Linked DNA regions of Mus musculus: region 2 is linked to region 1. Evidence: chromatin loops called from intact Hi-C (ENCODE). Cell type or tissue: heart. All regions are shown on one strand. Links, peaks and the distances in the headings refer to the core of each region. The heading gives the core; the rest is flanking DNA. Region 1 overlaps Trim44 (tripartite motif-containing 44). Region 2 overlaps Trim44 (tripartite motif-containing 44).

Region 1 (2,920 bases), core at 184-2,683:
AAAAAAAACCTCAACTGAGGAATCTCAAATGGCCAAGAAGTACCTAAAGAAATGTTCAACATCCTTAGTCATCAGGAAAATACAAATCAAAACGACCCTGACATTCCACCTTACCCCAATCAGAATGGCTAAGATCAAAAACTCAGGTGACAGCAGATGCTGGCAAGGTTGTGGAGAAAGAAGAACACTCCTCCATTGCTGGTGAGATTGCAAAATGGTACAGCCACTTTGGAAATCAATCTGGTAGTTCCTCAGAAAATTGGAAATAGTTCTACCTAAAGATCCAGCTACACCACTACTGGGCATATACCCAAAAGATGCTCCAACATATAACAAGGACATGTATTCCACTATGTTCCTAGCAGCCTTAGTTATTTATAAGAGCCAGGACTGGAAACAACCCAGATGTCCCTCAACAAAATAATAGATACAGAAATTGTGGTACATTTATTCAATGGAATACTACTCAGCTACTAAAAATGATGACTTCATGAATTTTGTAGGCAAATGGATGGAACTAGAAAATATCATCTTGAGTGAGGTAATCCAGACCCAAAAAGATATACATGGTATGTACTCACTGGTAAGTGGATACTAGCCCAAAAGTTCAGAATATCCACAATACAACTCACAGACCATATGAAGCTTAACAAAACAACGCCAACGTGTGAATGCTTCAGTCCCACTCAGAAGGGGGAATAAAATAATCACAGGAGGCACAGAGAGGGAGGGACCTGAATGGTGAAGGGGAGGAGGAAGAGAAAGGGTAGGGCCAGGTATGGGAAAAGACAGGAGAGAAGTCTAGAGGACCAGGAGAATGAACAGAAATAAGTAGCAGTTGGGGTGGGAATGGGAGGAACCACTAGTCCCAGAAGCCAGGATTTGAGAGGCTCCCAGGACCCAAAAGAAATGACATTAGCTGAAATACCCAACCGTGGGGAGGTAGAACCTGAAGAGACCACCTCCAGTAGATAGACATGGCCCCAGTGAAGGGATGGGGCCACCCACCCATCTCAAAAGTTTTAACCCAGAATTGTTCCTGCCAATGCGGGGACAAAAAAAATGGAGCAGAGATCAAAGGAGAGGCCATCCAAAGACTGCCCTAACTTGGGATCCATCCTATCTGCAGACACCAAACCCCAACACTACTGCTGATGCCAAGAAGTGCTTGCAGACAGGAGCCTGATATAGCTATCCTCCGAGAGGTTCTGCCAGCAACTGACTAAGATGCAGATACTCACAGCCAACCACTGGACTAAGCCTGGGGACCCCATGGAAGAGTTAGGGGAAGGACTGAAGGAGCTGAAGGGGATTGAAACCCCACAGGAAGAACAACAATATCAACTAATCAGACACAACAGAACTCCCAGGGACTAAACCACCAACCAAAGAGTATACATAGGTGGGTCCATGGCTCCCACTACATATCTGGCCTCAGTGGGAGGGGAGGTGTTTGATCCTGTGGGGGCTTTTTGCCTCAGTGAAGGGGGATGCTAGAGGGGAAGGAGGGAGTAGGTGAGTGAGCTCCCTCTTAGAGGCAAAGGGAAGGGAGAGAAGAATGAGAGGGTTCATAGAGGGGAGACCAAGAAGAGGGACAACCTTTGATATATAAATAAATAAAGTATAGCATTAAAAGTCCCACGGTCTTTTAATAAAAATATAAACACTTAAAAAATGTTAAAAATTAAAAAAGGTTATGATGAATGAGAGAACCATGCTGTTTATAAATGTTTGCTTTAAGTACACTATTTAAAGGAAGCATTGAAAAGCATGTTTTGGAGGAAAGAAATCAACACAAAATAGAAAATGTACCTGTTGCTACTTGCATAAAAGGTTAGTTTGAGATTAGTATGTTACGCTTTTGGTTCAGTGCTTTCTCAGATAAACTCAAGAAAACTGTTAATATAAAAGAACTTGGTTTTTACTTTCTTACCTGTCTAGGGCTTCCCCATCTGCCAAAGACAAGTGCCTACATGACTATATATTTTTGTTTGTCTTGTTTTCTTCAGTATTTGAAACAGTCTCACTGTGTAACCCACTAGAACTCAGGGTGAGCCTGCTTCAGCTTTGTAAGTTCTGAGATAACAGGCCTATGGTATCACTCTCAGATGGACATCTCTTATTTCACTAAAGCTGAGCAAAAGTATAAGAAATGTACATGTAAACAAATAAGCAAAGCAAGAGACAAAAAAGAAAACAAGGGCTGGAGAAATGGCTCAATGGTTGAGAGCACTGACTGCTCTTCCAGAGGTCCAGAGTTCAAATTCCAGCAACCACATGGTGGCTCACAACCATCTGTAATGAGATCTGATACCCTCCGCTTGTGTGTCTGAAGACAGCTACAGTGTACTTCTAAATAATAAATAAAAAAATCTTTAAAAAAAAAAAAAAAGAAAACAAAAAACAAAAAGCAAACCTCTGTTTTGTGTAGCATGTTTCTGAATATTTGGCTAGAAATGAAATTTTTGCAAATTGGACCATATTAAACACATCTAGACAGTTAATTATTTAAAAGGCAACTTCCCAGCAACCATTTTTTGTTATTGTTTTTCTTACAAATTAAAGGTTGTCATTAAAAGCAAGCTTTATCCATAGTATAGGAGATGCTAGATACCTGGAGGAATGTAACCTTTAAAACAAAGCCTACCAGAGCAACACATGCATACATTACATGATTCCTCCCATCTTGTGCAATTTCTAACCCACCACTGGCTGATTCCTGTTCTCAAGGTCACTGCTGGCTGCATGAGCTGTTCCCTATGTTTCCTCTAGTTTTAGAACTATTCTTAGAACCACAGCACAGTCCTTACTTATCCTCCTGCTGTTTTGACTCAGAACCTCTGCTCACACGCCTCTTGAAGCCCTTCCCTTCTTCCTGGCTTGGCCATTTCTCTATTAGAAATAAGTCTGTTCAATTTGT
Region 2 (2,920 bases), core at 144-2,643, 65 kb before region 1:
GTTATACTTTTAAAATAGACTTTATATTTTACAAAGACTTTAGGTTAATAAAAAGAAATTATGTTTAGGTTTCACTGTTGTCAACATGAAATGATTCATATCTTGTTGTCATTTTCTGTTTTGGGAAACTACATTTAGTGGTCTTGATTCCTGGGGCTCCTGATGATTGCATGGCTACTCTTGATGGTATAGTAAGTACTGAGTGAGGTATTTTGTAGGAATGCCCTTCAGTAGGGATGTGTTGAATGTCTTGCAGATGATTATGGGGTTTTGGAAGAAGACTTCAGTGTTCAAGTGCAGCCAGCATCACATACTACAAAGGTTCAAGTTCAATATAACTTCATACTGTTAAAGCTGATCATCAGCACTGGGTTCAATACTGATTGGTAAACATTCCTTTCCCATTTCCTATAGTGTACCATTTAGAATAAAGGTATTATAAGAAGCCCAAATTGAAATGAGAATCCATACTCCTGTCTCCTTGAAGAGTATTTACATAAACCATCTGAAATAGTTTTGCATATAAGATTTTGTTGTTACTTTTACTCATCAGTTCAATCATCTGTACCAGTGTAGACTCCTGAGCCTTGACTTTATACTTGGGATTATAATCTAAAACTATATTGTTGTTCAGCTTTGGCCTTTAGAGTGCTTTTAGTTAGTTCTTAGCTTCCCATGCCAGTTCCTCACTGATGTGAACATTCTGGCTTACCTTTGAGCTCTTCCTCACTTTATGGCATTAAAACATCCCCCAGGCTCGTCTTATGTATTTCCTAGTTCTTAGAATCAGCTATTTTTCCAACAAGCCAAGGGTTGGTCGGTCTGTCTGTCTGTCTGTCTGTCTCTCCCTTTCTTTCTCTCTCTTTTCTTTTCTTTTCTTTTCTTTTCTTTTCTTTTCTTTTCTTTCCCTTTCCTTTCTTTTCTCTTCTTTTCTTTTCTTCCTTCTTCTTTCTTAAAAACAAACAAAACAAAAACAGAACACTTATTTTATGACTGTCTGAAATCCTCAAGATGAACTGGATGCTCCAACAGCTGCCCTCTTGGGTTTAGGTGTTGTTCCTTCATGGAATCCATGCCTGAATCTACAATAGACACTATTTAGGTGCCTCATCTACCCAGTCCTAATAGTGTTTTATTTCTTAGCTTTGGCACTCCAGTTATACTTTCTCTGGCACTTGCCAGGGTGGCTACAATTGCTACAGGTCAACTTCTGAAGGTGGTAGGCCTTAGAGCCACAGCAGCGTCACAATATGTACATCTTACTGTGATGCGTTCCAAAGGATAATATTCCTTTCATCATCTTGCTTCTGTCTTGGAGACCAAAGAGACAGAAAGAGAAGGTATGTGTTTCTAAAGGCTCTTGATACACTACTGTTAAATCATCTGTGTGGCAGAAATCATTGTGTGCTGATTTATAATCATTACTCACATGGGAATGAGAATGTGAGGAGAGCCATTTTCCCTACACTCCTGCCACAAATTGGATGATTTTAAAGCATTTGCAGAAAACTGAAGTAGCACTGAGAGGAAGAGGAGGGTGAGGAGGAAGGGTGTTTGTTAGAGGCAAATGGCAGGAGAACAGTAAGTTTTCCTTTTCTCTGACATTATATTGACCTTCCTTCCTACAACACTTGTGGATAACACATTATTGCTGATCTTCCATGGTGAGAATTGAGAGGAACCTTTCCATACCCTCTATTAGGATCCATGCAACTCAAGGGGGTGGAAAATGAGAAGCAGAAAATAGCCCAAGTTTGCCTTCCCTGTTTCCTATACCTTCAGGAAATCACCTGACCCAGTTTTCTCATCTTCTCTTGGCATATCAATAATAGAAACCAAATCTCAAGCAGTTTCCTTAAAAACAAAAACCAACAACCAAACAAACAAAAAACACAACCAACCAACCAACCAACCAACCAACCAAACCCCAAAACCAAAACCAAAACCAAAATAAAAAAAAAAACCTTAAACCTAAGACTTAATAAAGTCTGGGCTTCAAAATTTCAGTTAATCTAAGCTCCTAGATCTTACAAGTTACCAAGGTAGAAGGGGAAAAGGGAAAAGATCAATAAATACATGTTCTTATCACTAATTTCATCTCTATATGAAAAGTAGTGAGTGGGTGTGAGTCTCATGATGACTGTGAGTTAAGGTCTGAAATATATAGACCACTATATGTTGGAAGAACTACAACTCTTAATAAACTAGTGCTACTTGTATGACTAAGAGTTAAGAATGCTGATCTAGGAGTTAAACATACCCGGTTTGAGTCACAGCTCTACCAGTTAGTAGAGCTTTTGAGTTCTGTGCTTTTACTTGAAAATAGAGGACAAATTAGTAACTAGCTATTTTAAAGAGTTGCTAAAAGGAATTAAATGAGATTAGCATATATGTATATATATGGTCTCTCTATCTAGAGAATATATTGATATAGAGTATACACACTCACACACGTGTGTGTATGTGTGCATGTGAGTGAACAAGGTATAATCTTCATACACCTTATGAATATCTAAAAGACTGAAATCATCACATAAAGAATGGATATTCTGAGAAACTTTTCTAGCAGACTATGTCACTTGTTGGTCCTAGAGACATTGTTCAGGCAACTATGTTAACAGGTTTTACAGGTAAACAGAAAGCCCATTTTCTTTTCTAGTTGGTTGAAAAAAAATGAGGTCTATATAACCACTCCAATACTAAGAGTAGATTAAAATGCTATATCACAAACAATGACTGCTCTTATAAAAGAACAGCCTTGCTGATAAAGGGCAGGTCTGGTCAATGGACTGGTAAAACTCTTATCTTTGAGGGCTATTTTAGTTACCTTTCTATTGCTGTGATAGCATGGATCAAACAACTTATAGGAGAAAGAGTTTTGGAGGCTTAAAATTTTGGATGGTTTAGAGTTTATGACTAT

Evidence for each region. Hi-C counts contacts between places; a loop is a spot of excess contacts. Peaks named below come from ENCODE experiments on the same cell type or tissue, not always from the same donor. Only the 100,000 strongest peaks of a DNase experiment are listed, where the experiment ranks them.
Region 2: a loop joins it to region 1, with 2.3 times the contacts of the local background. A loop is called at or near these places in 2 of 42 quality-filtered maps.

Annotation. Positions count from the first base shown.
Region 1 is chr2:102,376,359-102,379,278 of GRCm38, forward strand. The region is part of intron 2 of Trim44 (tripartite motif-containing 44); the gene reads right to left. Among named protein-coding and RNA genes, the nearest start is that of Gm52521, 12 kb to the left of the region's middle. In heart, for the core only: no CTCF peak of the experiment used is centred there; no DNase peak of the experiment used is centred there; H3K27ac peaks cover 448 bases.
Region 2 is chr2:102,310,908-102,313,827 of GRCm38, forward strand. All of the region lies in intron 4 of Trim44 (tripartite motif-containing 44), which reads right to left. It also overlaps the pseudogene Gm13868. Among named protein-coding and RNA genes, the nearest start is that of Gm52521, 54 kb to the right of the region's middle. In heart, for the core only: no CTCF peak of the experiment used is centred there; no DNase peak of the experiment used is centred there.